Regions from separate parts of the Mus musculus genome. Here regions 2, 3, 4, 5, 6 and 7 are each linked to region 1. Evidence: chromatin loops called from intact Hi-C (ENCODE). Cell type or tissue: left cerebral cortex. All regions are shown on one strand. Links, peaks and the distances in the headings refer to the core of each region. The heading gives the core; the rest is flanking DNA. Region 1 holds the start of Dlg2 (discs large MAGUK scaffold protein 2). Region 2 has its middle 89 kb from the start of Gm39048. Region 3 overlaps Dlg2 (discs large MAGUK scaffold protein 2). Region 4 has its middle 75 kb from the start of Gm39048. Region 5 has its middle 220 kb from the start of Tmem126b. Region 6 has its middle 130 kb from the start of Gm39048. Region 7 overlaps Dlg2 (discs large MAGUK scaffold protein 2).

Region 1 (4,521 bases), core at 378-4,377:
GTAAATAAGGGGCATATGGGCCGGTGGTGATCAGCTTCTCAGCACAGCGCAAGCCCCACACACACGATCCTGGGCATGTGCTGCTAAGGAGCATCCGTTCCCTCTGTCAGTTTGAAAATGCATTGATCCCTGTTTCCTCTGACTACAAAACGACATGTCTTGAAGGCACTGAGTGAGAGCTCAGAATCTCTTCATTGGCTATATATAGCATTGTGCCCAGTAATTTCAATTAGCCGAGGATTCAGCATCCGAAAGTTAGAACCTCAGTTGCTTTTCCTTCTAGCATTTTAAATCACTGGGGGAAAAAAAGGAGGGGGGAATGAGCTCACTCAGGAAGGAGGGGGGGGGGGAAAGGTGAAGAATTGAAATTTAACCAATGAGTTACTTATATTTCTGGGGAGCCCGAGTGTTGTCCTATTAGATACTTTACCAGGGGATTGCATCTGGCAGACTGTGGTTGAAGAGGGAACCCTTTTCCCTTTGTAGCCTAACAGCTCTGCACTACATTCCAAGCTTTTCTGATGCAGTATCCTGTTTGGCAAATACTACAAACCACTGCAAGCATGCCTCACTCTTCCATTTCTCTGTGTGGAACAGAGCAGGACCAAAAGGTTCCGTGTCTCATAGAGTCCCCTAAAACCTAAGCTGGGTCCACCAGGGGTGCTCGCCAGCTCCAGGGCAAGGAAGTACCACCTCTTACTGCCCTGTCCTGGGATATCATATCATCAGGTCTGTCTTCCAGGGATATTTAAAGTTGTTAGGCTCTCTAACAAAACCATGCATCTAAATTCTCCAATGCTATGCTTTGTTGATAAACAACTATCAGCGATACAGGATGGGATTGGAACAAAACAGGGGGACAATTCAACCAGCGGGATGAAAAAATGATATAAAATGTTTAGCTGGTCCTGGGAGGTAGAGAGGGAGGAAGGGAGAGAGAGAGAGAGAGAGAGAGAGAGAGAGAGAGAGACTTCTATTCCCATGAATCCACGAGGAGGGGGGATTTTTAATTAACAAACATTTTCAGGTCTTACTGTCTGTTGATATCCTTGACAAGCAACAGATACTGCAAATTAATTGGATTTTTATTCAGCCAAGGCAAGGTTCTAAACTCTTTTTTCCAGCTTCAGGCAGCCCTAATGCTCAGCTAGAATTCTAAAGCTCTCTGGCGAAATGCGAGCAGACATGAACAGTTCTCACTGCAGTAAAAATAGTGGGAGGAAAAAGATTGGTGATGTCTTTGCCACAGCAACAGGGAAGAACCGCATCACTCACAGGGAAAAAGCTGCAGTGACTTTTAGGGTTTTTCTTTAACGTGTTTTGCATAAGCCACCTCCCCTTTGGAGCCTGCAGCAGTGCTGATGCTCTCTGGCAGTCTCTGGGCATCTCTCCTGGGCAGTGAGGTGAGAATGCTTCAGAGGGTAGATGGGAATTCAGAGAGAGGAATTAAAGAGCTAGGTTTTCTACTTCCCTCTTAATGATAAGCGTTCAGAAAGTGTCGTCACTTCTGACTAAATAGCTATTTTGGGTTGTCATTGTTTGTGGCTTTTTTAGGAAGAAGGAAAAGCAACCTTGGCTTAAGCTGGAGATTGTTCAGCAATGAAAGAGAAGGGAGCCACTTAATTTGATTCCCAGCTCTGTCTGTCATAGTAGACTAGGTAATTACAAACTGTAAGTGCTTGTAGCATAACTGTGACTTCCAGGGCAGTTTAAAAAATGGATGCCCAGGTCCTATCACTCCCCAACTTTTATTAATGGCTTCAAAACAGAGCCTGTCATTTCAGTTCATAATGCCTCCCTCTCCAGAGGTCATAGCAGGTTACCTCTCCTGAAGCTCTTCCCAGTAAATGAACACAAACACCGGAAGCTGTGGTAAACACGGGGACGATTTAAAACTGCCTGTCTCCACTAGGGTTCAGAAGATTCTCAGGAAAAAAAAAAATCAACAAATGTACTGTTAAGTAAAATTTTCGCTTGGAATTAGTGTATAAGACACTTTCTTTGTTTTTATTGCTATTTTGATGGTCTCCAGCCTTTTTTTGGTACCCCAATACAGGACGAGACAGGAAGTGTCACAATCTCAGAGATGCACACTGGTAGGAAACAGACCAAAGTGAAGTTGGAAGAACTTAGAGTTTCAGCCAAGCTTTGAAGTGTGTACATTCCAAGGAAGACTATGGCCTTGAAGACCTATTTAAAACTCTCAAGTGGCCTTACCTATCTCACAGAATCCCAGTGCAGAATTGGGCTATAGTCGAAGATCTGCTGTTTAGCTTTAAGAATACAAGGATAATGGCCATTTTCATCATTTTCCTTGTAGGAAATGAAGCGTTAACCTGAATCACAGGGTCCAATAGAAAAGTCATTTATTAATGGGCTAGTAAGATGCCTCTGTGGGTAAATGTGCTTGCAGAAAAGCCTGAGATCCTGAGTTGAATTCCCTAGACCAAGGACAGAAGAGAAACAACTTCTGTAAGTTGTCTCCTAGCCAACAAACACACATACCATAGCATGCCACCCATACCCCAACTCACCCTCACACAGTAAGTCTGATATCAAAAATGTGTTCTCTATTCTTAGTCAAACACTACATTCTAGTAGTATATCCACAATAAGAGCAATATTTACTATTGTAAAAGAAAATTCTAACTGGCTACAGAGTTTTGAAGGGAGTAGAGCAAATCTATATTTCAATACTACAAGTAAGTAATCTCAGAAAAATATCATCCATGTCAAACTGTTGGCCATTTGAAAAACAGAATAATGTGTAGCTCATAATGTGGTTGAGAATATTAAAAATGAATCATGTCAGCAAAAACCTAGTTGAGTCAATTAGTTAAAAAATGAAACTGCAAATATATTCAAAGAAAATATAGTTTTTGATTTATATAAGATTGAAGAGGGGACAGATGTTACCCTTGGAAAGATAATTATACTATAAAAAATATAAACCATCTGCTTTGGCAAAGAATGTACAATAGTAAATAAAAATAGAAAAATATCTGCAGCATATTTGATTGGAAATTCCTTAAAGGACCTTTCACAAATCACAAATAAATAAATAAATAAATAAATAAATAAATAAATAAATAAAGTGGATTTTACAAAGCAAATGATAAAATAATAATTCAAAAGTGACTACAAATATATTAAAAATGCTCCAACTCTTATTTAAGGAAAAGCATAAAAATTAGAAAATGTTTTTTTAATTGTTGATTCCTTTCAATGTAATGATTTAACCTCTAAGAATATGATCTAAACACATTGAATAAAATTTAAAGAACTAATAACATTTTTTAAAAAAAAAATCAACCCAGGTCTCTGTATATCATGTGGTATTGAGAATACATGTTCACATGGGGGCCAACACAGAGATGGGAAGACAGCTCTACATGTATATGTGTATGTATGTAAATGTCAGATGTCAGTGTCAGGGATATTTCTCAAACTTTCTGTACCCTATTTTTTCGGAAGTTTGTTCTCTCAAAGAGTCTGGCACCCTACAGTTTGGGTATGCTGGCTGGCCCCTGAGGACACTTAAAAGCAATACTAGCATTCATGATTTTTTTTTAACCCCCCTATGGGTACTGGTGATCTGACCTTAAATCCCCGTTCTTTCACTGTAAGTCTTTACTAATTGAACTATCTCTCCAGCCCCTGGCTTGAAACTTTAAAAATTCTTTGAAACATAACTTAGGAACTAGAGAGATACCTCAGCGTTTCAGAGTTTTTGTTGTCTTGAAAGGAACCTGAGTTTGATTCCCAGAACCATCATTGCAGGTAGGGGAGTTGATAACCAATTGTAACCTCAACCTAACGGGATCTAATGGCCTCTTCTGGCCTCTGTGGACATCTGTATACAGATTTGTACAGGCGTGCACATACAGACCCACAGACACACACACATACACATACACAGTTAAAACTAAAATGACTCATAAAAATAACATAGATTTGTAAAAGAAAGAAAAGGTAAGGCAATATGAGAGTATAGTTTGTTAAAATATGACAATAGTGGCATCGTTTATTAATATTTATAAGCAATTCATATTGGTTGGCATCATTTTTCTTATCTGTAAAATTAGGATGATGGGCTCCCAAGTTCTGTTTTGCATTTAGTTATATCTTTGTAAGTTGAACTTTTTGTTTTGTTTTGTTTTGTTTTGTTTTGTTACAATAAACCTGATCAGATAAGTATGAATGCTAAATAGCCACTGGGTTATAATCCAAATCAAACAGATTAAATTTTCTGGGGAAGGACCTAGGTTTCAGTATCTTATAAAGTTTCCTCTTTGGCTGCAAAGTTGAGATAAAGTTAATATTACTGCCTTAGACTACTGTTCATCAGCAAAGCCATTCACTAAAGGAACAGGTAGTAAGTACCTCAGGTTTGTAAGATACATGGTATGTCACAGCTACATAACACTGATGTTCTAACAGCAAAATATCCTACACAAACGCTTATGTGAGGGGCAGTATATAATCAATTTTTATGAAACTTCACTATTACTCATTAAAATT
Region 2 (4,521 bases), core at 207-4,206, 160 kb after region 1:
AGTCGGATGGTGAGAGTTGTGGTTTTCAGACTGTTTTGCTCACGCACTGACATATGAGAAGTATGAATAAGAGGATTCAGTTAAAATGTTCTTGTTTGCCAGGCAGTGGTGGTACATGCTTTTAATCCCAGCATTTGGGAGGTAGAGGCAGGCAGATTTCTGAGTTCGAGGCCAGCCTGGTCTACGGAGTGAGTTCCAGGACAACCAGGGCTATACAGAGAAACCCTGTCTAGAAAAAATAAAAAATATATATATATATATATACATATATATATATACATACATACACACACATATTATATATATACTTGATTGTAGCACAGATAGGAAATAAAAATGGAGATCAGTTAATTTTACACCATTTCCGTTACATGGAAATAATGAATCATGTGAGAAAGCTGTAGGACAGGGAGACATTCAGAGAAATACTCAGCTCCAGTTCACTTGGTCAACAGTGAGACCAAGAGCTGAGAATGGAAGGACATGCATCACAGTGAAGACTCAGAAGATCCCATTGACTTTGACTGTCTTCTGAACTTCACAGTTTTCACTTTTAAGGATGTCTCCCAAGCACCATGCACAGGTGATGGCCTATGCTGACCTTTCAGAAAAGAAAGTTAAGAAGGTTCGGCCACTTCTCACAAGAAATCAGGGTACAAAGAAAGTGCATAACAGTAGAATATTCTGCTATATGGTTATGATTCATCCTGTAAGGCTCTAAGGAGGATCTGGAAATAAAAACAATCCCAACAAGTAGCACATAGCAATTCTCAAAGAACAAAGGTGGTCACTGTTTAATCAGAAAAATAAATGTTTGCCATACCTGTATTTCATTGTATAAACCCAAATTGTAAAAGGGTGAATGCTTTTGTCCTGCATTCCCAAAAATAAATTTTGTCCCCTATGTGACATGTATCTAATAAGATACTTTAATTTTGTTCATTAACCACAGTTAAAAGGTAATTTGATCAAAAACTAAACATAAGTTTATATTAGTCTCTGCATGCTTCAGTAAAATCAGACCAACAAGCAATAAGCAAATATAGGAAGTTTTTGTTTTAAAAGGAATGATCAAGAATACTCACCCATCATGAAAATGATGAGAGTCCTTCATCTTTTTGTGGTTTGTTTATATGTTTGTTTGTTTTTATGAATTATGCCCCAACTGTTATGAGCAGAGCTTCGGGCCATTCATAGCTCTGAGTCTCATGGAATTTGGTGAACTGTTATTGTTGTTTTGTTCATTTCTATGCACAATGAATTATGTAATTGTCTGACCTGATTTTATTTTTAGCAGTTCAGTAATTCTTGGTAATCTTTATTACAAATGTGACACTACATTAGATGTTAAAAATATTCTCTGTCCTGGAGGTGCCCTTTGTGCTTACAAGAAACTAGACAGGCACATTTAACAGCGAGAGTGCCCTGCCAAATGAGGAAAGCCTGTGGTATGGTGAGATGGTACATGAGAGCTGTACAACAGCCAACTCAAAGCAGAGAGACACCACCTTGCAGTGATTTGTTCTGACAGCACTATCCACAGGTCGGAGAGAAACCCTTTCTTTCATTTTAAGCTCATCCTAGGAAGCTGCATTCATCTCCTCTAGACATTTAATCCTGCTATGCATCATACTAATGCTTCTACCATCTGGTCCCTTCCTCTCCCCACTTCTCGCTCTCAGCAGTCAGGCCCACTCACTGCAATTTCACATAGTAAATAGAAGACATCCCACTCAACATTTCCCACTGGCACATTCGAACTTACTTCTATATTCAAGTACCTCTCCGTACCCATCTGCACTTACATATCAGACACCAACCAGGACACAGTCCTTAGCTCTCATCTATTCCATCTTCTAAGGAGACTTTTGTTATTAATTAAACACATCTATTATATATGTAACCTCTTGTTTTCCATACTGCACATCAATGGTTTCCCACAGAGAGTAAGCTTTTATTAGTGCAAAATATATATAATGGTCATGTTTACTTACTCTTCAGCACTACCACCTTATTGAAACCGCTGTCCCGTGACCCCTTTGCTAAATCATCTACTGTGAATTTGTGCTTTACTTACTAGCTTTCTTGTCTTCTTCAACTTTTTGTCTAGAGACGTTTCAATAGATTCCGTACTCCCCCCTCTACTATTTTTAAAAGGAACCTGCATCAAAGCGCAGAATTCATCTGACAGCACACTTCCTCCTTTTACTTACTTGTGCAATCATCCCGTGTTTTGGAATATCTGTCCACAAACACCACACATTTGTTCATCTCTCTCGTTTTTCCACCACCAAGATAATTCACACCACAGCTATTTTTGTCCGGATTTCTGCAAAAATCTTTGCAAAAAGATTCTTTTATGTTTTTAAATGAGACCATCTACCACCTATGTTTTCATTTCCCACCTGTTCTTTATATAGCTGTCAGAACAATAACTTCAGAACTCCAACATATACTCACCCACTCCTCCCTGCTCAGTTTACAAACTGTAACACTTCAGTGAAGTTCTGAACATGCTTTGGCTTGTGTCTTCTACCACTGCCTATCCTTCCCACTCCCCATTAATCTTATTTTTTTTACTCCCATGGTGGTCTTCTGGTTTTTCAGAAATGCAACCTTCTGTAACACGTGTAAGTATATACTATTCATTCTGCCAAAATAGCTCTCTCCATTCTCTGCCCCCACCCCATCTCTCACCTCTCTCCCCACCCAGTTGATTTACTTTTTAAATATATGTTTAATTAGCATTCTGTTTAGATGTCTTTCTATACATCATTTTCTTTTCAAACATATTTGAATTGAATAGCAATTACCCCAGTTACTGATTTATCTTTACACGTACACTTACTTGTTCTATTTCTGCTTCCCCCATGAAGAAAGGAACAATGCCTGTTTTCTTCCACTTGAATTTACAGTATCTGGGCATAGTAAGTATATTGCAGACATACACCAAATTAATTAAGGATAAAAGGAGAAGAGATTGTTTTATGAATGAAATGAGATAGCCAGAAATTATAAGCTAGGTTTGTACAAACTAAATAATGTATGTTGTTATGATGAACTAGCTCTAGGATACAGCAATTCTGAAAACAAAAAACGGCAAACTCCCAGTCCTTCCGATGGTTCTTCTTTAGCTAGGTAGCTGTAAAGAGAATGCTTTGCTGTATCCTACAAAATTCCATATATCTTTATAAGGGGCTCATCTTATCCATGTGACTACCAAATATCTATTCAAGTCAACTATGGCAATTTCGGCTCATTTCGTCAACAGAGTAAGGTAATAAATGTCCCTAGACTGGAAACTGCAGGGACAAAATTGATGACTTTTAGACAACTCTAAAATCATGTGAGCTGTTCATATATTATCTACCATACTTTGCCTTCTTTAAAGGTGGAATGGAATTAACTGTATCATTTCTCTGAAAACTTCATTTTGGCAAAATACATTTAGAAAAACCATTCATTTAAAATAAATTTTCAGAATAAGGATTCCCACTAACAGAGGAAAACGGAATATGCAGTTTCAAACAGCCATGAATAGAATTTAAAAAAGAAATAAGCACAGTCCAATGACATCCAACTTGTCAGTGAGTGTATCCTGCTCACCCTACAGGCTTAAGAAATTCCCCAAACTGTGTAAGCAGCAGAGACGGAATCGTAGCCTCATTCTAAGTGACCACAGAATCCATGCTGCTTCTGATCTATATCAAATAGACCAACCAGAAGTGAAATCCAAGAATCCTGACTTTCTGGCTTCGTGACAGAGAACTATATTCTCTTCATAGCCCAGCTCTCATCCCAGATGCTGTGTGCTATCCTGATACATATGAGGCAGGAATAAATGAAATTCTCTGTCAGCTTCTCATGGGTTTCCTTCTAAACCTTGAGATTTCAGACAGTTATAAAACTTCCATCTATGTGTACCTTACAAAACCGCTTTTGGAAAAACATTTTGTACATGAAGTTTTAGCCCGGAATGCATTTTTCCTTCCAGGCTATAAATAGAGTACAGCTTTTAATGAAAATGCTGACACTACCTAAAGAACAATGGTGTGTGACCAAATTCATTGCAGAGGCAAACTGCTTCTCTGAACGTCTTTTAAGAAAGTGTTTTTATAGTATATATTTAATTAAGGCATGGATATTAGATTATGCAAAATATTTGCTTCACCAAAATGCAATTTAAAATAACTATCAAAATAAATTAGCACATTTACTTCCCATACGTTGAGAGGTTCATCCAATCCAGATACAAATAGCAGTAACTTCTTACTTAGGTGTTTGTTCAGAGGTGTTTGAATATACACGGATCAGCAAGTAAGGGTTTTCAAATATTTATATATAGTTTTCTTTATGGACATAGTGGAGTAGTAACCGTTTTGAGACATGAATATTTCCATATAATTTGAGTTTTTGATTAAATGAATGTGTTGTACTTAGCCTGGGGTGGGGGCTTTTATTACACAGCAAACATGGGATCACATTACATGCTGCCAGTTAGGACCTCCTGGAAGAACTGCA
Region 3 (4,521 bases), core at 224-4,223, 130 kb before region 1:
CCAAGTTCCTTGCCTTTGTTCTCTTTCTCTGACTTAGTCATAGAGAGACTCATGAGGACTTGGGGCCTCTGGCTTAGTCACAGAGAGACTCATGGGGACTTGCGGCAGCTCTGTGCTTCCAAACTGAAATGATATTGCCAAATAGTTACCTATATGCAAACTGAACTTAGTCCTACAGCTTTTGTACGTAGTGCATAGAAGACTGTATGGGAAATGAGCAGAAAGGACACAAAGGAAATCATCTAGGAAGAGCAGTTTGCAAATCAGTTCTCCAGACTAGTTTTTCAACCTTCCTTGGGGGAACAATGTAGAAATGCTGCCCTTTCCCAGGATTGTTGGGCAGTATGCTCAAACACAGCACACAAAGACCTCCTGCAACCCCACTTACAGCTTCTCAAAGCCTGAGTGAAAGAGGGTCAAGGCGAGGGCTAACCTTGTATTTTAGAACGAATCTTTATGTGTAATCCCTTGTCGGTTTCTCAAATCCAGAGGAAAAGCTCCCCTGAGACTATTTTCCCTTGCACTGTTTTTTTCCCTTCTCAATTTTACCTGTCAAACTGTAGTGGAAAGTGTGAAAATCAAAGGTTTTCAGCAAACATGCAAACATGACTTTTTTTCCCCCTGTCCAGTCTGTTATATTTCATACTCATGTGCTTTCCAACTTCATTCTCTATAAATATTGTTTTCCTGGTTATTCTATTTAAAAACAGTAAGGAGAATAAATAATATCACACTTTCGTTCTTTTGCTGGACACTGAACAACACTATCATTTGTGCCCATTTTATACAGAGCTCTTTCATATATCTTCTCTGAATCCCAGAAGATAAATAGAACATAAAATAGAGAGAAATCTAGTCTGTCTGCTGAATATATGTCTGCTACTGAGGGACCAGACTTTGCATTATGTTGAGTAAAATATGATTTTACAGAACAAACCACATATACAAAATTGAACAAGAGAATAAGACCCAAAGTACAGAAAACAAAGAGCCACCTACATGCATTTTATATCAGAAATATGACTGGCTTTACAGTGAACTCATTGCTGTTTCTATGCACTCAATGGATATGTGATATATAGGTGTGAATATTTTATTTTTAAAACATACAGTATACAAGCAAGAATAATTTTCAAGACAGTGGTTTAAATGTGCTGTTCACTGCCTTTGAAGCTTTTAATTAGCTAGTCATACAATTTATAGATGCAACTAGAATTGCACACTCTAATGGAGAGACTTTAAAGCATAATCTAATAAAACATTATTATATCCTTAATGCTTTTAAAAACATTTTTAAAAAGGTGTTCTTATTGTTCCAGATAAGAATACTAAGATTGTGAATGATGTTCAATGCCACAGAACCAGCAAGAAGATGTCCATGTTCTAGAAACTATGTCTTCTGTCTAAGAGTCCAGTATACGTTCCCCCACCTTCAATTAAACAGGATCCGTAGTGTAAAATGGATTTTTAAAAATGTACTATTGACATCTGTTCTCTGTGCAATTTTTTACATTTATTCTCTCCTCTGGTTGACATAACTATTTTATGCCAGGACAAAAAACAGATGAAGCAGATTTGTACAGTTTTACACTCTAGTGTTTTCTAATAAGTTCTTTTTTATGATCCTATAAAAAAATTCTTATGTCAGTAAGACATTTCTAAAGAGATTAGAAATCTTAGAAATATTGAGAAGGTCTCTCTGAACATTTATTACTTTACAGGGATGCAATTTTTGCTGCCACATGGGGGTGCAGTGTTGTTAATATTAATTTTGGGAGAATTTTGAGCATCTCAGATGACTGAGGCTGGGGAGTGACTGAAAGAGATAGAGTCTACATACAAAGACAGAGCACTCTATCTTATCTGCATTGAAGTAGAAGTACAGGAATGAAAGGACCCTGGTATAGCTGTCTCTTGTGAGGCTATGCCTGGGCCTAGCAAACACAGAAGTGGATGCTCACAGTCAGCTATTGGATGGATCACAGGGCCCCCAATGGAGGAGCTAGAGAAAGAACCCAAGGAGATAAAGGGATCTGCAACTCTAAAGGTGGAACAATATGAACTAACCAGTACTCCCCGGAGCTCGTGTCTCTAGCTGCATATGTATCAGAAGATGACCTAGTCGGCCATCAGTGGAAAGAGAGGCCCATTGGTCTTGCAAACTTTATATGCCTCAGTACAGGGGAACACCAGGGCCAAGAAGTGGGAGTTGAGGGGGGGAGGTTATAGGGGACTTTTGGGATAACATTGGAAATGTAAATGAAGAAAATACCTAATTAAAAAAAAAGAGTGAGTTTTAATTCATCCTCAAAGTGTCTTCAGTATCAAATCTTCATGGTGTTAATTTGGCAAATCATTCCATGTTAGAAAATACTTCACACTGTATTTGAGCAGCCCATGTGAGATGGTCACATTAATTTGTGCTGTGCTACATCCTCCAGGCCAGGAAGGTCATTAGAGAACTGCTTAATTAAGCAGAAGTCACTTTTGTTGTTGGAATTACTATGAGATAATTGACCATGATGGGAGCTGTGTCCCTTAGCTGAAAGCAAACCATGGGAACCAAGGTCAATTATCTTTTATTAATGCCTACACTGAAAAGAGCTATTGTGGTCATCCTGAGACATAACTATAAAACACTCAAGTCTTAAATAGCTAAACCCTTTCGAAGATGTTGTAGTGATCAGGGATACAATATGATTTGGTTAAAGCAAAGCCGCCACATTGAACACTCATGGTTTGCTAATGGTGAACAATTTGCCATATATTTTCCCATGTCTACATGTTCAGGGTTTCTGGTTCTGCCCCTGCTGAGAGTATATTTCTAAAATCCTTCCAGTTGAAAGCTTATCCCCTGAGTGTATGTTAGTTGTTTTTAGTGAATGGTTAACTCTTTCTATAACTTTGGTACCATTTAATATTAAGCACATCTTAACATTAGTAGCAAACTTATAATTTGGAATCAGACAGAGCAGAAGTAGAATTCCCAGGACTGACAGCTATGTCATGAACTAACCTTCCAACATAGCAGCATAAGTTCTTTGTGTCTTTGGGGTACACAGAGGAAACAAGAAGCAATTGAAAAGCGATGTTCAAGATAGTTTTGTGGGAGGAGATATGACATTCTTTTAAAGGATGGGGATAACAAGGTAACCGAGACGGCAGAAGCAGAGCTAGGGCCATTTTCTACAGTTAAGGACCCAGGAAAGAGAAAAAGCAAGCACAGGAGTCTAACATGAACTGAAAACTTGGGAAAAGGTATAAGCTTGCAGTAACCAGAGTTATCTTCTGACCACTGACCTCCAGTGCAAGGGCAGGGAACAAATGTTCTGGGCCTTTTTTCTCTTATATTCTGATCTTTTATAATGGCCACCCTTTGGTTGAACCCACACAAACAGCTAGATATAGGCCAGCCAAAAAGAAATGAGGAGCATAGCAAGTCCTGGTCAGCCTCCGGAGCACCGAGAATGGTGGTGATGAGCAGAGAATGTTTGTGTGCTTTAAATTTGCAACGAAAAGCATCTTGTCTGCTTATGTATTTTTCTTCACTAGTGAATGGAGATATGAATCAAGTTTGCCAAAGAAAACTGTAAAGATGCAATAAAATACACAATTTAGCACTCTTAATATAGTAACTGATAAATGAACGGCAGCTAGTTCTTACCTCATTGTAACAGTCGTGGATCACAGTAAAATAAGTCTGTGTAGTCTATAAAAATAAAAAAATATCCAATAACTTTATTCCTCATAAAACTACTTTATTTGGTTTTAGAAGGAAACTGTTAAGAAAGACCATAAACATTAAAGAACCAGAAAAAAATAATTGAATGGTGTAAATAATATTATTTGCATTTTGATATATGGACCTTATGAACAGTTATATATCCTCATATAATTCTACCAAGAGATCATGTGATCAATAAATTTTTTTTTCTTTCCATTTTTATTAGGTATTTAGCTCATTTACATTTCCAATGCTATACCAAAAGTCCCCCATACCCACCCACCCCCACTCCCCTACCCGCCCACTCCCCCTTTTTGGCCCTGGCATTCCCCTGTTCTGGGGCATATAAAGTTTGTGTGTCCAATGGGCCTCTCTTTCCGAATAAATATTTTATAGTTCATACTTCTCTACTATCCTATGGGACATTTGAAATGGAACAATAACTAGAAACAGAAAGTAAGACTTTACATTTTATGTGCATATTTGTGCCTTTAGCCATGATATTTAAAAATTGTTAGTAGTCATTTAGATTTTGCAATGTGCTCAAATGTTGTTTTGGTATAGATCAGCAAAGCATCACAAGTCTCCTCCAATCCTTTGTTAAAATATTTATTACCACCCAGCCTTACTTTTCTATATCCACAATCTATGCTGTACTTAAGGGGCTTGAGGTGGTACTTTAAATTATTATTATTTTATTATTGTTATTAACGTTGGTAGTAATTGTGGTTGCTGTTGTTTGTACAAACAACTAGAGAATACTGAGTGAGAGAAATATTCTTCCCTGGAGTAGCATA
Region 4 (4,521 bases), core at 213-4,212, 150 kb after region 1:
CATGTTCACCTTTCCCCAGTCAGAAGCATCAGAATGGGTACTATTATGGATGCAAAATAGGCAACTTGTCAAAGGAGAATATGCCCTGCATAAAGGCTGTGACTTAAATGCAAGTCTGATTTAATATAAACACTGCTCTTTCATTGGGATCTGCTATACTGTACAAGCATAATCAAGTACTTACCCCCCCCCCCCATTAGAGACTATTCTATTCTATTACTCTGACTGTTCTTGCTACATCAGTTTTCTTGTTCCATCTGCTCACAGCTTTATGGCATTTGCCATGTTGGAGTTTCCAACAGTGTTACCACTTTTTACTTTCATGTTGGTATTTAGGTTCCTGTAAATTGGTCTTCTCATTCAAAATCAGGTTTTTAAAAGGGGCATAGTGCATGTCCCAAGATAAAATCTAAGCATTCTACTTTGGTAGCTGTATGACCTTGAGACTTTAGTTACTTTCTTTCTGGTACTATTTCCTCATTTATAAACTAGATAACAAAGTCTACAGCACAGAGTTGCTATAGTAATCAGGTTCTACATAAGACTCTCAGAACTATCAAGCACATTGTTCATTAAGTTACTGAGTGGTAATAATCTATTCATATCTTCATTTCTTTTAGTGACATATTTCCAGGGTTGGACATTAAACATTAATGGTCATTTCATGACAAGCATATGAAAGAACTGATCATCGAGATGACACGCAGACTCTTAATACCAGATACTTTTCCATGATGTAGGCTGACTCCAAGTCTGACCAGCCAAAAATGTCCCACAGGTTAGTGCAGACTTGACTGCACATAAGAAAAATGTTTTTTGACAAGCATAATTTTTCTAGACAACCTTGTAGGTAGCCTTAAATTTTAGACAACTTTGTTTTATATATATATAAAATGTATGGTTGTAAATTCATACACTTATCACATGTATGTGTTACTATATACAGAATACATAATGCTTTATTTTCAGATGCTAGGTTGAAAACTGTTTGAAAGTGTTTAAATATATATCTTTATAAAGTAATATTCAGATTGATGATAGAAATTGTTTATATTGTTGTGATAAAAGATGGTATTATGTTAAAAAAGAAAAGAAAAATGTTATATTGTAGTAAAAAATGTCACATGTGAATAAACCACATTATAGATAGCAATAAAAATAAATATTGATAATTATTTGAAAGTGACAAGATGATACACTTATGAAGAACTGGATGCATCTTGATTACAAGAAATCTGAACTTTAACTGGAAATATGCAAATTCTTCAATTAAAACTCGTGTGAACTTACTAAATCACTGCTGTTAATGATGAGACTCAACTCTGAAAGAATTTACGTCTCAACTAAAGGGAAGTTCTCAAATATAAACCGGTCTTTGTAACTTAAAAAAATATATATCAGGCACTTGAGTGCAGAAATATGCCTTAAAGTCCAATTTAAAGAGCAATTTCGAATCTAGAGATTCTTATGATTGGAAGAGACTGGCCTGAGCCTTGAAGGCAAACAGTTATTTAACTCTCTGTACATCTCTCTGCTTTACTCAGAAATGGGAAATGTTTCTCTAAAAATGCTTTTCTAAAAAGAAGCAGAAGTCATCCTTCCCTGGTTTTATGTAATCCATGGAGAAGATAAAAATCTCTTCTTTGCACAGTTCAGTCCATGCCAGAACACAAATGGAATGAGAATAAATTTAACATTTGCATCTCTATATCACTCAAAAAAATGGTTCTGTGAACATATGTGAATTTGCAATAAAATGGGAATAGACAATTATCTGTAATCATTCCTCACTTCATTGTCCTCGGTGTGACAGTTGTACCTAGGATGGAAACAATGGCTATTGTGCTCTTGCTGAATTTAAAAGCAGGCCTCTTTTCCCTTCACTTGTCGCTAAGGCATCTCTTACCACATTGCACACTCATAACTGTTGCTGAACTAGAATATACCTTACCATCTTTCCAAATCTTTCCATGGCCATGATTCTCAGACATCAGTGTGGACCAGCTCCAGAAGCGGGTATGCATAGATTCCATCCTCACACTCCTACTGTCTTCTGAGATTCCGACTGGAGGATCTGCCTTCTCAAACAAACTTTCTAGGCAATACTGATGCAGACCTTCACCTACCATATTCTGTGAATTACTAACTTTCAGATCATTTAAGCGATAATAGTCACAGGTCATATTCAACAAATACTCCTTGCCGAGGCTTCATATGCATCTCATTTAGTCCTTGTGGCAGCCTGCGGTTTAGACTTTCCAGCACATCTGCAATAAGAATGTCAGGGCTCAGGGAAATTAAATAACTTCTAGGGTCATCAAGTTAATGGAACTCAAAGAACAGTACTATTAGTATTTGATGTTCTAAAGTCCATTATCTTAAAAAAAATATATTCTATCGTGAGAAGCAGAGTGTGTGTACTGCCAATAGTTCTCCTTAGCAACATGTTTATAAATGTCATCCACAAATTTGGCTAAGAACACTGATCACTCTTTCAAGTGGATGACATTTTCATCATTCAATAGCATCAACAGATATCCTGGATCATGATTCACAAAGGTTTCTCTTCCTATAAAGCTTCAAAACAGTCAACAACCAAATGCACTTGAAATGAGGCCATCTGGTTCAGGCCAGTACTTAAAATCAGAACGCCTTTTCTTTTGGAATGGAAACAAAAGTTGTCAGATATACATATATCATTTTGATTCAAACACAAGCCTGAAGATGGCCAAGAGAAGACATTTTATTACAGATGTATTAGGTAAACATAAAGTCCTTAGTCCTTAATATATATATATATATATATATATATATATATATATATATATATATATATATATATATTATCCCTTTTCCAATACTAACATGAACAGAAGAAATAGGGATTCATTCATAAAGGTCACCCCAGTAACTTGTAAATTTTCTTCATTACCCTGTTTACTGTCAGAGTCTTGTGTCTAAGGACTATGAAAGCAGAAGGGGTCCCCTGCCAGTTACTCCATAAAATCTTTCAGTATCCCCTCTGATAATGACATCAATAATGTTTTCAGTTTACTGGCAGTAGCCAAGAAATTGCATTAAAAGGTCATCTGGGGCAAGTGGTGACTACATATTCCTTAGGGAGTTCTTAACCTTTTTCATTTATAAAATTGGCATATAAATAGCCATGCTACAAGGCTACCATGGAGAGTACAAAATTTAAGTGTAGAAAAAAAAATCTTAGTAGAATTCCTGTTGAGGGATGCAGTGGTGCTTGTCTTGTTCCTGCCGTCTTCAAGCTCACCTGGAGCTGTTTGTCTTTAGCTTCCAATTGCGTTAGCACCACTTGATATATGAGCATCTGACAACTTGCAGGCATGCTTCCTTGCCTATTTTCACATAGAGATCATGGATAAACACTCAATAAACATCAATAAATGTGGTTTCTCTGTCATTGAATTATATTTTTAAAGTTTTTAGAAGGTATCAGTGCTTACATGATAATATCTTTAAGTTCTTTGAGATATGTGAACTCAACAACAATAGGGAAATGATGAGGGGCCTGATGTATCATTAGCAGGGGAAAAATTATGCCATCAGGATTCAGGCTTGAATGATGAGAGAAGTATCTATTCATCCTTTTATTTTGTTAACTCAGGAACATACCTTGGAATAAACATTTGTTCATATACATCTATAACGTGTGTGTGTGTATATGCACGCACCACAGCCAATAAATGCCACGTCTATTAATGATAATGTATTACTGGACACCATTTTTTTTAAGTAAAGAGAAAATCATCAGTACTTTTGAAAAGGGTAGCAATGCTACTATAAAGCATGCCTGTGGATGGTGATAAAATCCTCTGCACTATAAGCTTTATGAGTGGGAGCATGGTGACCATCACATATTTTGTCCCCAGTCCCAGGGCATATGTCCCAGGGACTATACTAAATCAGACGTTGAATCACAAAAGAAGAAAATGTTGAATAAATGAGCTGGGAGAAAAATGCTCTATGGCAATAGGTTTTGATTATGATTACATTAAAACTGACTGAGCATAATTGGGGTTACTGTGCCCTTCTTTCCATTGCTTATTAAGTTGGAATTAGAAAGGTAGTAGGCAATCTAAGGGACGGAAGTTGGATCTGGTCAGTAAATACATGAGGATTATACAAGGTGTCACACAAGACATTAGAAAAAAAAACTAGAACAGGTTCTCCTTTTACCTAATTACACCTGAAAAAGCCAAACTTATTTAATATAAAATTCGCATGGTTGAGAGTTTAAGTTTAGAGAATTATTTTAACAGTATTGCTTTAAGCATGCATTCTAAAGCAATTGTGTGTATTTATGTGAGTGAGTGAGAGAGAGACAGAGAGAGACAGACACACACAGAGACACAGAGACAGACAAAAAGACACAGAAACAGAGATAGACACAGAGACACAGGGAAAGAGATAGACACAGCCACAGAGACAGGCACAGAGACAGAGACAGAGACAGAGACAGAGACAGAGACAGAGACAGAGACAGAACTG
Region 5 (4,521 bases), core at 395-4,394, 400 kb after region 1:
TTTTACATAGATTATCTCATTTAACCTTCAAAAGTGCTCTTTGAGAACGGCTATGTTATTAGTGTTATTTACAGCTGTGCCAAGCTTAAATAACTTGCAAGTGGTGACATTTAAGATTAGCAGAGAAGCACATACTAAAAATAATTAAAGACTCTACACTATAAAACTTTCAAGAATTAACAAAAACATATCTTTATGTCCCCTTCACATGATAGTTTATGAAACTGTCTCTGGTATCTGATATATACACCAAAGTGAAATGCCCTCCTGCTGGGCACACTTCAATGTTTTCTTTGCTTCCTCCAGATAATGGGGAGTTAAATCACATCATTTACCCACCAAGTGTTGGAATTCATTTCTTTTGGTCTCAAAGTCTTCTTTCTTCTCCTTCCTTCCAGAACCCTTAGGAATTCATCATTTTTTCATTTACTGAAATTTTAAAACTTTCTTACCGAACAGTATTTCTTGCTAAACTCTAGAGCATAACTAAAACACCTTGGTGTGCATGAGCATAGAGTAGCTCATAGCTCTCCTGTCCTCGAGTTACACACACCTAGTTAATATTCACTAACACATCATTTTCATCACCCCGACTTTCTGCATACACTGTCTGCACAAGAGATGTTCCTCCTGTTAACCATCAAACATCAAAGGATTTTCAAAACCTTTTCAGTTGTCTCTTTGTTTTATCCTGGATATTCCTATACAATGAAAACAGACTATGGTGTACTTTATCCAGCTATAGTCTCTCATTCAAGATTAAGACTTTTACAATGTAAACATATTATTTTATATAGTTGTATAGGAATAACTATATTTAAGATTTGAGAATGATGAATAATAATACTTTATTTGTAATAACATCGTCCATATTTGTGGAAAAGCCAATCACAAACCTATAAAAGGAATCTAAAAATAAACGCTAATTGCTATTATTTTCTAAGATGTGTATGTATATATAATTGATGGTGACCACTATTTTATTGAAAAATAATTCATTTCTGCTAGTAGCATAAGGAGACTTCTAAATACCAAAGAATCCAGACCTTAAATTTCCAGTTTGAACATTATGAACTAACCAGTACCCCGGAGCTCTTGAGTCTAGCTGCATATGTATCAAAAGATGGCCTAGTCGGCCATCACTGGAAAGAGAGGCCCATTGGACTTGCAAACTTTATATGCCCCAGTACAGGGGAATGCCAGGACCAAAAAGTGGGAGTCGGGGGAGGGTATGGGGGACTTTTGGGATAGCATTGGAAATGTAAATGAGGAAAATCCCTAATAAAAATATTTTTTAAAAATTTCCAGTTTGACTGATAAACAAAATTCTGAACAAAATCAAACTCAAGGGAATTTTTCTCCATTTACTTTCTGGAAATATTTTTACCCAAGAGCTTGAAAAATTAAAGATTTTAGAGACAAATAGTAGGATAGAAACCATTTAAGATCCATGAACCCTCAAAGTGTATTTTATCTATTCAGTTTGAAAATTATACTATAATATTTTCTAAATACCAAGCAGCTATCACCATTAAATTGATAGATATGACTTGAAAAGAAAAATATTTAGAAAAGTGTTAAGATATAATTTATCTTTTAAAATGCCCTGAAATTCTTTAGCACTACAATTCTCCTTAGTGATCAAAATCTTTTTAAACATCATAATAATTTATGCTGATTGTCACCTTGACTGGACCTTCAATTACCCATGAAAGGAGCCGCTGAGGATTGTTGAGTATGGTGACCTATTGGGATGCTTATGAGGACTTCTTTTATAAGGTTTAGTTGTGGTAGGAAGACCTACCCTAAATATAGGCATCATTTCTTGAGTTAGGTTATAAATTGAATAAAAAAGAGAAAGTGAACTGAGTGGCATAATTCATAGATCTCTCTGATTTCTAATTGCAGATCTAATGTGACCAGCCATGTAAAGCTACTGCCACCATGATTTCCTATCATGATGAACTCCCAGGCTCTATTTCACACTCTCAGTAGAACTGAACAACATCACCCATGAGGCACTGATCTTGCAGTTATGAAAGATGGAAGACTGAGATGACTCTTTGGCAGAAGAAATTTCAAGATAGAAAAGCATTCAGGATAGTTGTGAGAAGGCAGATATAGTTGTTAAAGAGATCTTCACAACTTCAGGGAGCCAATAAGAAGAGTATGCTTTAGACAAAGCCCCTCCCATTATAGGTTTCACCTTGTTTCCATGGATATTCATTTGAATAAAGAAAGTCTAAACTGAAGAGATTCCGTGGTCCTGAAAACTTTCACCATGGTTAGAACACACGTGCTACTTTAACAATGAAACCAAGAGGAGTAGGCTCCATTCATAACATGGCAGCAGAACTTGGTAGTGTTGTCTGTATGCTACTAGTTTTATAAACCTGAAAGGTGTCAGATGGAGAGAATCATGGAAACTTCCTCCAAAGCTTTAAAGAGTCATTGAAGCCAGGCAATGTATGACAGGGTCAAAGACCCAGTAAGGAAGCCCTTAAGCTTCCTTTCATGAAACTGTGGACAATGAAGCCAAAGTTGAAATGAAAACCCAGGATGCTATAAATGCCAGAACTATGGACCATCTCCAGACAATCTGCATGGACTGACTGGAGCTGGCTCAAGAGAGAGGCAGTGAGGCTGGAGGAGTAAAGCTACCTACTCCCTTTGGAACATAGATGATCTCACCACGAATCCCAGCTACTGGTCATAGAGTGGGAGGATTTAAGGTTTGCTCCACTGGATTTTGTTCTTGCTTAGATCTGACCATTCTTTACTCTGCTCCCATTCCTACCACTTGGAATGCAAATGTTTACTTTGTACCAATATGTTGTTGATTATGTGGGGGTTCATATGTTGATCTGAGTCCCAGAGAGATTAGATTTTTTACACAGTGTTGAAGTTGTTTAAGATTATGACTACTCCTGAAATTGAACTGCTCTCACTTCACATTGAGATGGTAATGAACAGGGGATGTAAGTGTGACTCAAAGTTGACATTCTTGAATGGCAAGTTGGCAAGAAATGAATTTGTGATGGCATATAATAGCCTTTAATGTGGCATGGCCTAGAATCATCTAGGAAAATAGCCTCTGGAAATGCCTCTAGGGGACTTCTTGAGGCTGAAATAGGAAGATCTGCCCTAAATGAGGGTGTCACTATTTCCTGGCCTGGGTTTGAACTGAGTTAAGAGAAGGAGCTAGTTGTGCAGCAGGGTTCATCACACTCCTTCTGACTATGGATGCCATATAATCAGCTGTTTCAAGTTCCTGATGAGCTGACTCCTGACCATGATGCACACTGTACCCTTCAAGTAAGAGCCAAAATAAACCTTTTCTCTCTTAAGTTGCTTTCATTTGGGGTATTTTTAATCACAGAAACAGGAAAAGTAACTAATACAGAGTTGTAAATATGCCACACACAGCTGCTCTTTTGCAGTTAAATATGGTCATATAGTTGAGTCATAGGCTTTATCATGGAGCTAAGTGGCATATTCCTGATCTTGCCAATAAATGCATCTTTTGTAGTAATGCATGCTACATTTTCATCTGTTTGGATCACTGGTATAGATGCCCCAGGTGATGACCTTATACCAAAGCCATAGTTGAACAAGTGTAAGATCTTAAATCACCTCTGAAAGGAAAGCTACCTGGCCATTTTCACTAATGTTAAGCTTTACTATAAATAATTTTTTAAAAATGCTATATGTGTATAGTTACTGAAAACATGTAGCATTAATTGTACCAGTTTTCAGTCAAGTGAAAGGACCTCAATATTTCTTATATTCCAATATTCTCCTGTAATTTTCTTTTAAATTTATTCTTTGGGAATTTCAAAAATGCACATAATAAATAATATTTTTAATCCCCCTTATTACCTTCTAGTTCCCCCTGAATTCCTCCTAACACATCTCCCTTCCAACTTCATGTCATCTCTCTCTTTGTAAAAATAACACACTCAATCCAATTAGTATTGTTTTTATGTTCATAGGTATAGGGCTATGCACTAGAGGATGAGCAACCTCTCTGTGGTCACACCCCCAAATAAGAGTGAGTCCTGTTTCCCAACAACTGTCAACCATCAATAGCTCCTCAGTTACTGTTGAGGCCTTGTAAGCTACTTGTACCAATCCATGCTGGCCTTTTGACTGTCTTGACCTCATCCATCTCTGCTACTTCATGAATACTTCACTAAGATGAGAAACACACATAACACAACATAGCTTATGTCAAATAAACAATGCTCATGCTGTTTTCATATAAGAGAATTCACACAGAGGGAATGAGTAACAGGAGGCATGAAACAATGTTTACAACTGTCATTAAATGGCTGATATTTAAAGGAGAATAACTATTGACTCATCATTATAAGCTGAGACACCACTGATGGTTACAAACTCCTTGCATGATGTTTGTTAATATAACACTGCTTATTTCTCTCTCTCTCTCTCTCTCTCTCTCTCTCTCTCTCTCACACACACACACACACACACACACACACTGTACACACTGTTTCTCTC
Region 6 (4,521 bases), core at 210-4,209, 200 kb after region 1:
AATAAATCTTCACATGATCTGGAAGTCTGTCAACTTCTCCAACTAGATGTTTTCAAACATTAAATCTACTACTATCAACCTAATCTTCCATGAGATAATACTTTTAGGATAGATGCCTAAGAATTTGTAGAAGATCAAGCTTCAAGTTTGAGAGGGTCTGTAAAGGAGAAAATATTTAATATGACACATTGTAGAAGTTCACCAGCGGCTTCAAAATTTACTAGGACTAGCAGACTAGCATTGGAGATCTACACTTACTGAGTTTTTCATACTAGAGTATTTATTTTTTCATATTAATGGTGTCTAATCAATGTGACAAACTAAAAGAAATGGCTAATGCTAACTTGTGGTATGCCCTCATGCATAATAAAAAATAAGCCAATGAGTGTCTTTTAATTAGTGTTTTATAAATAAACATAACTTTTTCCAATAACTAGTGATTATGGAATTTAAGTGCATTTAATATGCTATTTAGAATTGATGACAGAATAAAATCAATTTAGAAGTTTTAATTTTCTGTAAATAACTCCACGAAAAGGGTTATTTTGTTCCATTTTCACTTCTGTATCTCACTGTACAAATAATTTATTTGATTATAGTCAAAACAGACTCAATCAAAGATTAAATATTGTACTTTTTTTGTTTTACCTCAGGCCTTTTTTCTTTTCTTTAAAAGAAATCACCAAAATGCAGAATATCAGAATTCTCCAATCAGGAACAATATGTCAAGCCACGGTAAAGCTGATTGGCTTCTTCAAGCATAGGAGACACGGTTTTTAAATGAAAAGCTAATTAGCCCACCTAGAAAGACCCAGATATGGTATGGTAAAACGATGTGTGAGCTGCACTACTATGAGAGATGTTTCAATTACCAGCTATAAATAGATGAAAAAGCAAAACCTACCACTAAAGAAAAGAAAAGAAAAAAAAAACCAACAGACACATTTGCCTTTCATTTGCACAAACACACAATGTCACTTTAAGAAGTTGAAATCACAGAAAGACAAGACCCTCACACCCTCTTAGGGAACAACATGCCCAGCAAAGTAAATTACACTAATCATTTTATCTTATGGACTGACAGCATCTAGCAGAGCTGTTTAATTACAGGACCGGAATAATAATAGATTTAAAAAAAAATGCTGCACGAAACAGCTGTGTTTCCTAGCCTACCTTTGTGGTGACAATGCACAGGCAATCCATCCTGGATCCCTACACAGGACTCAGTGCATGGAAATCACACCAGCAAACCAGCAAAGGTGAGGAAAAGCCTTTGGGTAAATAGCACACTGAGAGAAGCAGAGTCTGGATTCTGCACAGAAGGCTTTCCCAAGGGGGGCCCCTCATGGGAAACTCGAGCCCTCCATACAGCTCAATGCAAGCAGGATTCTCCTAGGCACGGGAAAATCCCCCAGGAATCAGATCCGGCAAAACTTCCTGGTGGCTTGCTGGGCTCCAAGGCTGCATCATCTCTTAGCGGATTCCGAGAAGGGCAGCAGGGCTGACGCGAGTGCCCGGCACTGCTCTATCCTGGAGATGAGTGTTAGACCAAGCGCCCGCCCGAGAATCACACTTCAGCTCTCGCTCTTGTTTCTGAATTCTGATCTGCTGCTCCGCTCTACTCATAAGATTTCCTTTGCCAAAGTACCCCCCTTTTGCTGCCTTCTCTTTACTGCTAACAACTCTGAGTAAGCACAACACAATAAAACTACCCGGCCCATCTATCAAAGGACTGTCGTTCGGCTGCCAGAACAGCGGCTTTGGGTAATAAAAAGCTATTTATTATGAGCTTGATTCCCGGGAGCCTCAATGACTAGAAGGATGTGAAGGAAAGCAATGGTGCACGCGGTGCTGCATACATCACAGTTGAATTCACTTGCGATTACAAGGGCGGCTGCTTACAAATGACTAACAGCTGGATAAGGAAAAGCTGGCCAGGTACAGAAAGAGGCTGCAGATTTTGACGCTTGACTTGGAAAAACATTCAATTTCCCCTTCCACTTGCGCAGCCATACGTGTGGTCTACCGCATACACCAGTAAGCAAACGACGGAGTATTTGAACAAGAAAGTATATTATAAAATCGAGGTGGGAGGAAGCTTCAATGTGTTTACCAAAAGTTCTACATTGCGAGAAAAGGGGAGAGAGAGAGAGAGAGAAATGAGCTTGTTCCCAAACTTTTCTCTCCTGCCTGGTTGTCTACAGGCACTTATTACGTGGGCGGAGCTTTGTGCGCCCTTCTGCAGCATTTTAACAACCAAATGATTAACCCTCCCCTTCCCGCAAGTACCCCCCTTTCTCCTAGTGAAGCTGCTTGGGGTACTTGACAAGCATCACTCTCTGGATAATTTACTCCACTCCACCCCCATCCCCATCCCCACCCCCTGGGAAGAAACCACCTAAGGCAGGGGAGCTCAGAGAAATGGGGTAAGGGCTCCAAGGGTGGGAGGAGGCAGACAGAGAGGAGACAGCAAAGAGCAAGCTGGACTCAAAAAGAGGAAGAAAGTATTTGGTGGATCAGTAAGAATGGTACACACACACACACACACACACACACACACACACACACACACACACACCTTTCACTAGAAACAAAACTAGTCACCTGGACCTCCAGCCACATTGAAAAGAAATGTCTAGAGACCCATACATTTCAACTTACTGGTCAAGATATTTTGCGTCTTTATCCCTCATTACCAACCCTCTTTTTTTTTTTTTTTAACAAGGTGCACTTCAATAAGAGTCTTAAGACTTCTTCCTACCTTTCATGAATTATTCAAGTTCAAACCTCAATAACCTCCCAATTGCTAAATAGATGAATGTGTCAGGAACTGACATGTCATTATTCTCTCAAAATGGGAGTGCGCTTTTAAAGATTCTTTTTCCTTAGTTCATAGCAAATCAGATATGTGTTAGGGGTGGGGGGTGGGGGGAGGGATGAAAAGAAACACCTGACTTTCAATTCAATATAACCTTTTAAAGTGACTCAAAAGTATTTTATGGTTAGAAATAATTTTCTCTGAACTCTTACCCTACAGGTATAATAAACTTCAGATGATTTCCACATTAAGCAATACAAATAAAACCTATTCTGTGGTCTATTCAATTGGGTAACTATCTTACAGTTCAATGATATGAAAAGGTTACAGGAGCATCATTTTACATCTCGATCTCCTCGTTTGCTAGCTCCTTTCAGTGGTTAATTTAGCTTCATATGCCCTAAGCTTATCCTCGAGGAGGAAAGCATGTCCTTGAGCATCCCTGGGTACCAGAGCGCTTCCCCAGTGCAGGTGGATCACCTAATATGTATGTAATTCTGATTGTCATTCATGTTGGAAACAGTCAGCTTTGCTTCCCCTAGCGCTTTAAGGATGACAAAAGACACGTTTTAACAAATTTCCAAAGAACTGTGTAGCTAACTTCCATGCTAACAATAAAGATCATGTCTCTTAATTTTTTTAAGTCCATGGCTTTCTTCATCATATTAGACTAGAGGTAGCCAGAAGTTTGAAAGAGAATGTGGAAGAAAGGTAGCTTGGAAGTGCATGCAGTCTGCCAAAAGAGGGAGGTGGGGAGGGAATTGGGGAAAACTGGTAAGGGAGCCCAATGAGTCTTTTGTCTTCTGACTGTGGTGGACCTCGATGAAAATACTTTCTGAACTGCAAGATTCTGAAAATATGAAAGGCAACTAGTCTAACATCAGTCTGGGCATTCTGTAGGCACTTCCAAGTCACTCATTAAGGCACAGTTAGTGGGAGGGCTGATAGATTTATGCCTCTATCATTTATTAAATTGAGCTGTTTATGGTTAGTTTTCATACTTGGTTTTTATTCTATCTTCCTATCATCTGGTCTAGGCATGTCCATTCAAAAAATATACCTAAGAAATTACTGATGTGTAGACTCACAGTGAACAAAAGCAAGCAAGTCAAAGCCTGCAGTCCTGTTAGTGTAAGGATTTGAGAAGTTATCTTGGACTCGTAAAGCAGAGGCATTTAACCCAGAAATCAGGAAGGCTTTCTGGAAAGGAGCCCAGGAAACTTAACTAGGAGTTGGAAGGAAAAAGAATCCTATGTCCTCTGTTATATTTGAAAAAGGTATGGATCAATAACGTTGTACAGCCTTATACAATCAGCTTCATAAACACATCCAGTGGGATTCTATTAGAGTTGTTTAGAGCAGTCATTTTACAAACTGAACATCCTGTCTCTGCTTGGGAAAAAAATACAGTATTGTTTATATAATGTTAATTTAGTACAAATATATCACATGCTTTACAAAGTATGCAGGTGATATATTCACTAGTTTGTATTCAGAACAGATGATTAATTTTATAAAGTCTGTATCATGATGGTCTGAATAAATACATCATGTTCTTATTTTATTTTGTGTATCTGAGTATGAGTGTTTTGCCTGCATGTATATCTATGTACCATGGGCCTGAGGTGTTCTGGAAGCCAGAAGAGGGAGTCAGATCTCTTGTAACTGGGGTTACAGATGGTTGTGAGTTACCATGTGGATGC
Region 7 (4,521 bases), core at 163-4,162, 340 kb before region 1:
AAATCAATTGAGATTCGTTATGAAATGATTCATGTGTTTGTAACCGTCCCCTGTAGCTATATAAGCAACAGAGAATAACATAACAGAAAAATAAGTATGCTCAACAGAGGCCCCTGGGTGTTCACACTTAGTCTTAACTCTTTAGAAGTTTTATACTGAATCTATAAATTTCCACGGATGTCAATTTATTATTATATTGCTACACATCTATGGCATATATGCATCTTTTTATATTTTACTTTTTATTAATGTGTATTTATATATGTATATGTGCGTATGCATATACATGCATACACACAGATACACACACAGACACAGACACACACACACACACACACACATATACCTTGCACTGGTGCCTGCTGAAACTATGAAAAGGGATCAAATTACCTGTAGTTGGAGTATATGTGCTTGTGATCTTCATGACAGGTGTGCTAAAAATTGAAATTGGATCTTTTATGAGAGCAGCAAGAATTTATTTTAAAAGGTTTATTTATTTTATGTGAGTACACTGTCGCTGTCTTCAGACACACCAGAAGAGGGCGTCAGATCCAGTTACAGATGTTTGTGAGCCACCATGTGGTTGATGAGTATTGAACTCTAAAGCTAAAACCTCTGGGAGAGCAGGCCACGCCCTTAACTAATGAGCCATCTCTCCAGCTCTGAAAGAAATTTTAATGGCCAAGCCATCTCTCCAGTCTCTATTGAAATGTCTTAAAACTGAAGTTTCTGCAATTAAGAATAAACCTTTCAAGGGATTCTAAACAATCTTATGGATTTCCCAGATCCACAGCCTAAAGCCAACTATTTGAAATAGTAACAGAGTGTCATTTTTAGGTTTTCTATTGGTGTGGTCAAACATATTGAGGATCAGAATTGTAGAAAGGAATGACTTTACTTTAGCTTACACTTCCACATGCCAGCCCATCATCAAAGGAAGTCAAGCAATGAGACAGGGACCTGGAGATCAGAGCTGATGCATAGGCCACGAAGGGTTGCTGCTTACTGGCTTGCTTCTTAGGACTGGCTAAATGTGCTTTCTAATAATCCCCAAGATTAACAGCCTATGTGTGGCACCTCTTACCATTAGGTGGGCACTCATCTACCTCTACTTAAGTTTTGTCTGCTTCAAGATTGCACAATCAGCAGGATTGTTGTAGCTACACTTCATAATATTACAGAATGTTACAGAGTTCACTCATCTTGATATGTGTCAGCCTAGTTCATTTCTTTCAAAATTTGTACAAGATTTCATTATACAGTTTACAATAATGCGCGCTCTCTCTCTCTCTCTCTCTCTCTCTCTCTCTCTCTCTCTCTCTCTGCTGAGAATATATGTACTATTTCTATGAATTTTCCTTCAAGAATAACAAAAGTTTAAAGATGTTTCTGCAGTATTCCTGCCTGTGTTTCCTGGTGCATGTATGAAAGACTCTTTAGGCATATGTCAGAGCATGGAATTCTGAGAATCAAATTTCTGTGGTGTAGTTGGACATTGGCTGAGATATTGCATTCTGTTGTAATGCACGAGAGCTGTGGTTACTTCATACTCTTAGTAAAATTTGGTATTATCAGACCAATGGGATGACTCATAGGGTAAAAATCTCCTTTTACATAAACCTGGAAGCCTGTGTTGGTCACAAGATCCCATGATGGAGCTAATTCTGAGAAAACTTGTTCTCTGACCTCCACACGCGCACCACGTCATGCTCATGCCTGGCTGCACTCAAACATCATAGGCCCAAATGCATACACTAACAAATAAAAGTTTAAAAAAAAACTGGCATCATCCTGGAAAATAACTATAACCCAGCTAATATAAAGATTAAGACCTTAGCCATTCTGACTGGAGTCGGCCATCACTGCAAAGAGAGGCCCATTGGACTTGCAAACTTTATATGCAGGGGAACACCAGGGGAACGCCAGGGCCAAAAAGGGGGAGTGGGTGGGAAGGGGATTGGGGGGTGGGTATGGGGGACCTTTGGGATAGCATTGAAAATGTAAACAAGGAAAATACCTAATTAAAAAAAAAAGATTAAGACAATTGAATCAACATATGAATTATAAATGAGTTTTGAGAGAGCAAAATATCAAACCAAAAGATAGTTTGTGGTTTATCTTAGTACTTATTGATATTTATTCTAGGAATGAACTTTCTGCTAACGTTTTGTCTCAAATATTTGTGATAAATATTTCACTAATTGCTTTGGGTTTGGTTTGCTTCCAGCTTTGGTTCTTCTGTGTGCAGGATCTGCTTTTGGCCACAAGGTGGCGAGCTAAGCACATTCAAATGAAAGTTTCTACAGAGGTCTAAATGCACTGGACTTAGCTGAAAAAAGCTGCAATCAAAAGATTTTATTTTATTTTATTTTTATGGATGCGGCACACGTGGCTCGTTCTTACAAATTTTAATCTCTTTTTATAACCCTCACCATCCACCTCTATCTCTTTTCTATCTCTTCTGTCTGTCTCCTCCCTCCCCGCTGCGTTGACCTTCGGAGCCGTCAGTGAAGTATTTGCTTCCTCACTTCTTTGCTCCTTATTTCCAGCGTATATCACCGATTCCTTGTCCCCACAGACAGGACCTCCTTCATACTGCCTTGACTCCTAATTCCCAGGCTTTCCTTTCCTTTCTCCTACATTCCAAGCTCACACCACCACCACTGATTTCATCCACTTTTCAGTCCCTAGGATACTGCCCAGTTGTGCTTCATTTCTCCCAAATTGATATACCTTGATAATCAGACTTCCATGACTCGCTGAAGGCCACTGACTTTGAACTTCTGCTTTGTTCCTGTTTGACTGACTTGCAAACTTGAATCTGTGGCTTCGCTATAGTCCATACGAAGACTTTTCTAAGTTACACTCTCCCAACACGTTTTCAAACGCCAAATGAACTGCCGAATTTCAGTAAATATATATATATATATACCTTTTTATCTGTCTCTTTTCAGTTGGTTTCTACTGGCCAACGGGTAGTCAGAAGAGAGTTTTCTTTGGCTGGGTTCTAGGGCACAGTAGATTAGAATCTACTACCGATGTATTGAGAAGGCAAATATATTAATTTTGAACACTTTATGTAGTAACTAACTACGTACTTACAGTATAGAACTTGTACTTTTTCTCATTGTCATTTAACCAAATCACTTAGAAGTCATTAAAAATAAAGTTTGGTGGTAACAAGAGGTAGGGGTAGTGAAGGAAGAGTGCAAGGAAGCTGGAGATGGCGTAGCTTGGGAACTAGTGTCCCTGCAATGTATGTGTACAAGAGTCATTATAATATACCGATATAATGAAGTAGTTCACTTAATGACTATGCTTAAATAAATAATCAGACTCAGCCTTTGGCAAGAATTGCCACAGTTCAGTTGAGTACTCAAATATATCTCTCAGCAAGCATTTTATTGATTTCCCACCAAGGTTATAATTTAACAAACACGTAATATTGATTTGTTTTTTAAACTCCATTCTCGAGCTATGGGGATCTCTGTGGAATTGTAATTCCTTCTAATTAAAAGCTTTCAAAATGCAAATATTTGCCATAAGGCATGGAGCACCATATGTTTCGCTGTAATCAAAGCACAAACTTCACCTCCTAAGATCTGCAAATGTCACTCTTTGCTGATTGGAATTTTTTTGTTTTGCCTTTCATTGACACTTTCCACTAACTTTTGTAAACTTTCGAATTCTATTTTAATTTTAAATTAATTAAATTACAGTTATTGAGCACCTGTCTGGAACGAGGGTCTGGACTGAGCCTTAACAAGCTGCTTGTGACAAACTTCCTCTACTCATTTTTAGCCACCACACTAATGAGGAACGAAACACTGATAAAGACAGATAAAGGTAGATATTCACATAGATAAACTTGTAGGAAGAAGAACCTATCTCCAAAAGATTTATCACCTTGGACTTAACCATCTTGTATAATTGTGGGAAACTCACAGGAAGAAATTAGTCTCAACACCCTTTGAAATTCCTTTTACGATTCAGAGAACATCCGCTACAGGGCTATATATAATCTGAGCTCCAAATCTACAGGCGTCATCTTTTTCTTTAAGTCAAATGCAGTAGGACAGCTACACAATATTGATTCCAGCCGATGTTCTTCAATGGAGCAACTTAAGTCAGCATATAAATTGCTAGCGACTATTACTGAACACTCACAGTGGGCTAGGCACGATTAATTCAGCTGAAACTCATTAATCCAATGACTAACTAGGTCCCCATTAGGAAGGTTCACATTTTACAAATGGCCAAGCAAGAGCAAAACACCCAGCTGAAATGCAACAGAATTGGCAGGCACTTTCATCATCTGCTGTTAATTGGAAGAAGTAGAACTTAACTTTATTCAGAAGAATGCTTCATCGTGGCCTTGGGAGCTAATGGAGTCTCAGGGGATCTGACTGGACTCCTCTAAGACCCTTCCAGGAGAGATGGCAGCTTTCTACAAGGAAGGGAGGAGGCCTGTGTGCCCAGTGATCCCCAGGAAGAATGAGTAACACCATGATACCATTTTGT

Evidence for each region. Hi-C counts contacts between places; a loop is a spot of excess contacts. Peaks named below come from ENCODE experiments on the same cell type or tissue, not always from the same donor. Only the 100,000 strongest peaks of a DNase experiment are listed, where the experiment ranks them.
Region 2: it touches region 1 in a loop (11-fold over the local background); 2 of 42 quality-filtered maps call a loop at or near these places.
Region 3: it touches region 1 in a loop (2.8-fold over the local background); 6 of 42 quality-filtered maps call a loop at or near these places.
Region 4: a loop joins it to region 1, with 2.2 times the contacts of the local background. A loop is called at or near these places in 2 of 42 quality-filtered maps.
Region 5: it touches region 1 in a loop (3.0-fold over the local background); 2 of 42 quality-filtered maps call a loop at or near these places.
Region 6: a loop joins it to region 1, with 7 times the contacts of the local background. A loop is called at or near these places in 2 of 42 quality-filtered maps.
Region 7: a loop joins it to region 1, with 4 times the contacts of the local background. A loop is called at or near these places in 3 of 42 quality-filtered maps.

Annotation. Positions count from the first base shown.
Region 1 is chr7:91,086,482-91,091,002 of GRCm38, reverse strand. Dlg2 (discs large MAGUK scaffold protein 2) reads right to left here and starts at 217. Exons shown (of 23, transcript NM_011807.3): 1 at 1-217. In left cerebral cortex, for the core only: CTCF peaks have their summits at 649 and 1,902; DNase peaks (open chromatin) are centred at 435 and 1,293; H3K4me3 peaks cover 1,177 bases; H3K27ac peaks cover 2,042 bases.
Region 2 is chr7:90,924,766-90,929,286 of GRCm38, reverse strand. It overlaps a transcript of Dlg2 not described here. Among named protein-coding and RNA genes, the nearest start is that of Gm39048, 89 kb to the left of the region's middle. In left cerebral cortex, for the core only: no CTCF peak of the experiment used is centred there; DNase peaks (open chromatin) are centred at 1,676, 2,293 and 3,768.
Region 3 is chr7:91,213,118-91,217,638 of GRCm38, reverse strand. All of the region lies in intron 1 of Dlg2 (discs large MAGUK scaffold protein 2), which reads right to left. Among named protein-coding and RNA genes, the nearest start is that of Gm24552, 28 kb to the left of the region's middle. In left cerebral cortex, for the core only: a CTCF peak has its summit at 1,753; no DNase peak of the experiment used is centred there; H3K27ac peaks cover 513 bases.
Region 4 is chr7:90,938,376-90,942,896 of GRCm38, reverse strand. It overlaps a transcript of Dlg2 not described here. Among named protein-coding and RNA genes, the nearest start is that of Gm39048, 75 kb to the left of the region's middle. In left cerebral cortex, for the core only: no CTCF peak of the experiment used is centred there; a DNase peak (open chromatin) is centred at 1,942; H3K27ac peaks cover 1,100 bases.
Region 5 is chr7:90,689,137-90,693,657 of GRCm38, reverse strand. It overlaps a transcript of Dlg2 not described here. Among named protein-coding and RNA genes, the nearest start is that of Tmem126b, 220 kb to the right of the region's middle. In left cerebral cortex, for the core only: no CTCF peak of the experiment used is centred there; a DNase peak (open chromatin) is centred at 2,671; H3K27ac peaks cover 24 bases.
Region 6 is chr7:90,884,372-90,888,892 of GRCm38, reverse strand. It overlaps a transcript of Dlg2 not described here. Among named protein-coding and RNA genes, the nearest start is that of Gm39048, 130 kb to the left of the region's middle. In left cerebral cortex, for the core only: no CTCF peak of the experiment used is centred there; DNase peaks (open chromatin) are centred at 827, 1,610, 2,152 and 4,003; H3K4me3 peaks cover 2,020 bases; H3K27ac peaks cover 1,075 bases.
Region 7 is chr7:91,429,800-91,434,320 of GRCm38, reverse strand. All of the region lies in intron 1 of Dlg2 (discs large MAGUK scaffold protein 2), which reads right to left. Among named protein-coding and RNA genes, the nearest start is that of Gm24552, 190 kb to the right of the region's middle. In left cerebral cortex, for the core only: CTCF peaks have their summits at 535 (motif pointing right) and 2,251 (motif pointing right); DNase peaks (open chromatin) are centred at 1,664, 2,278, 2,529 and 4,030; H3K4me3 peaks cover 303 bases; H3K27ac peaks cover 669 bases.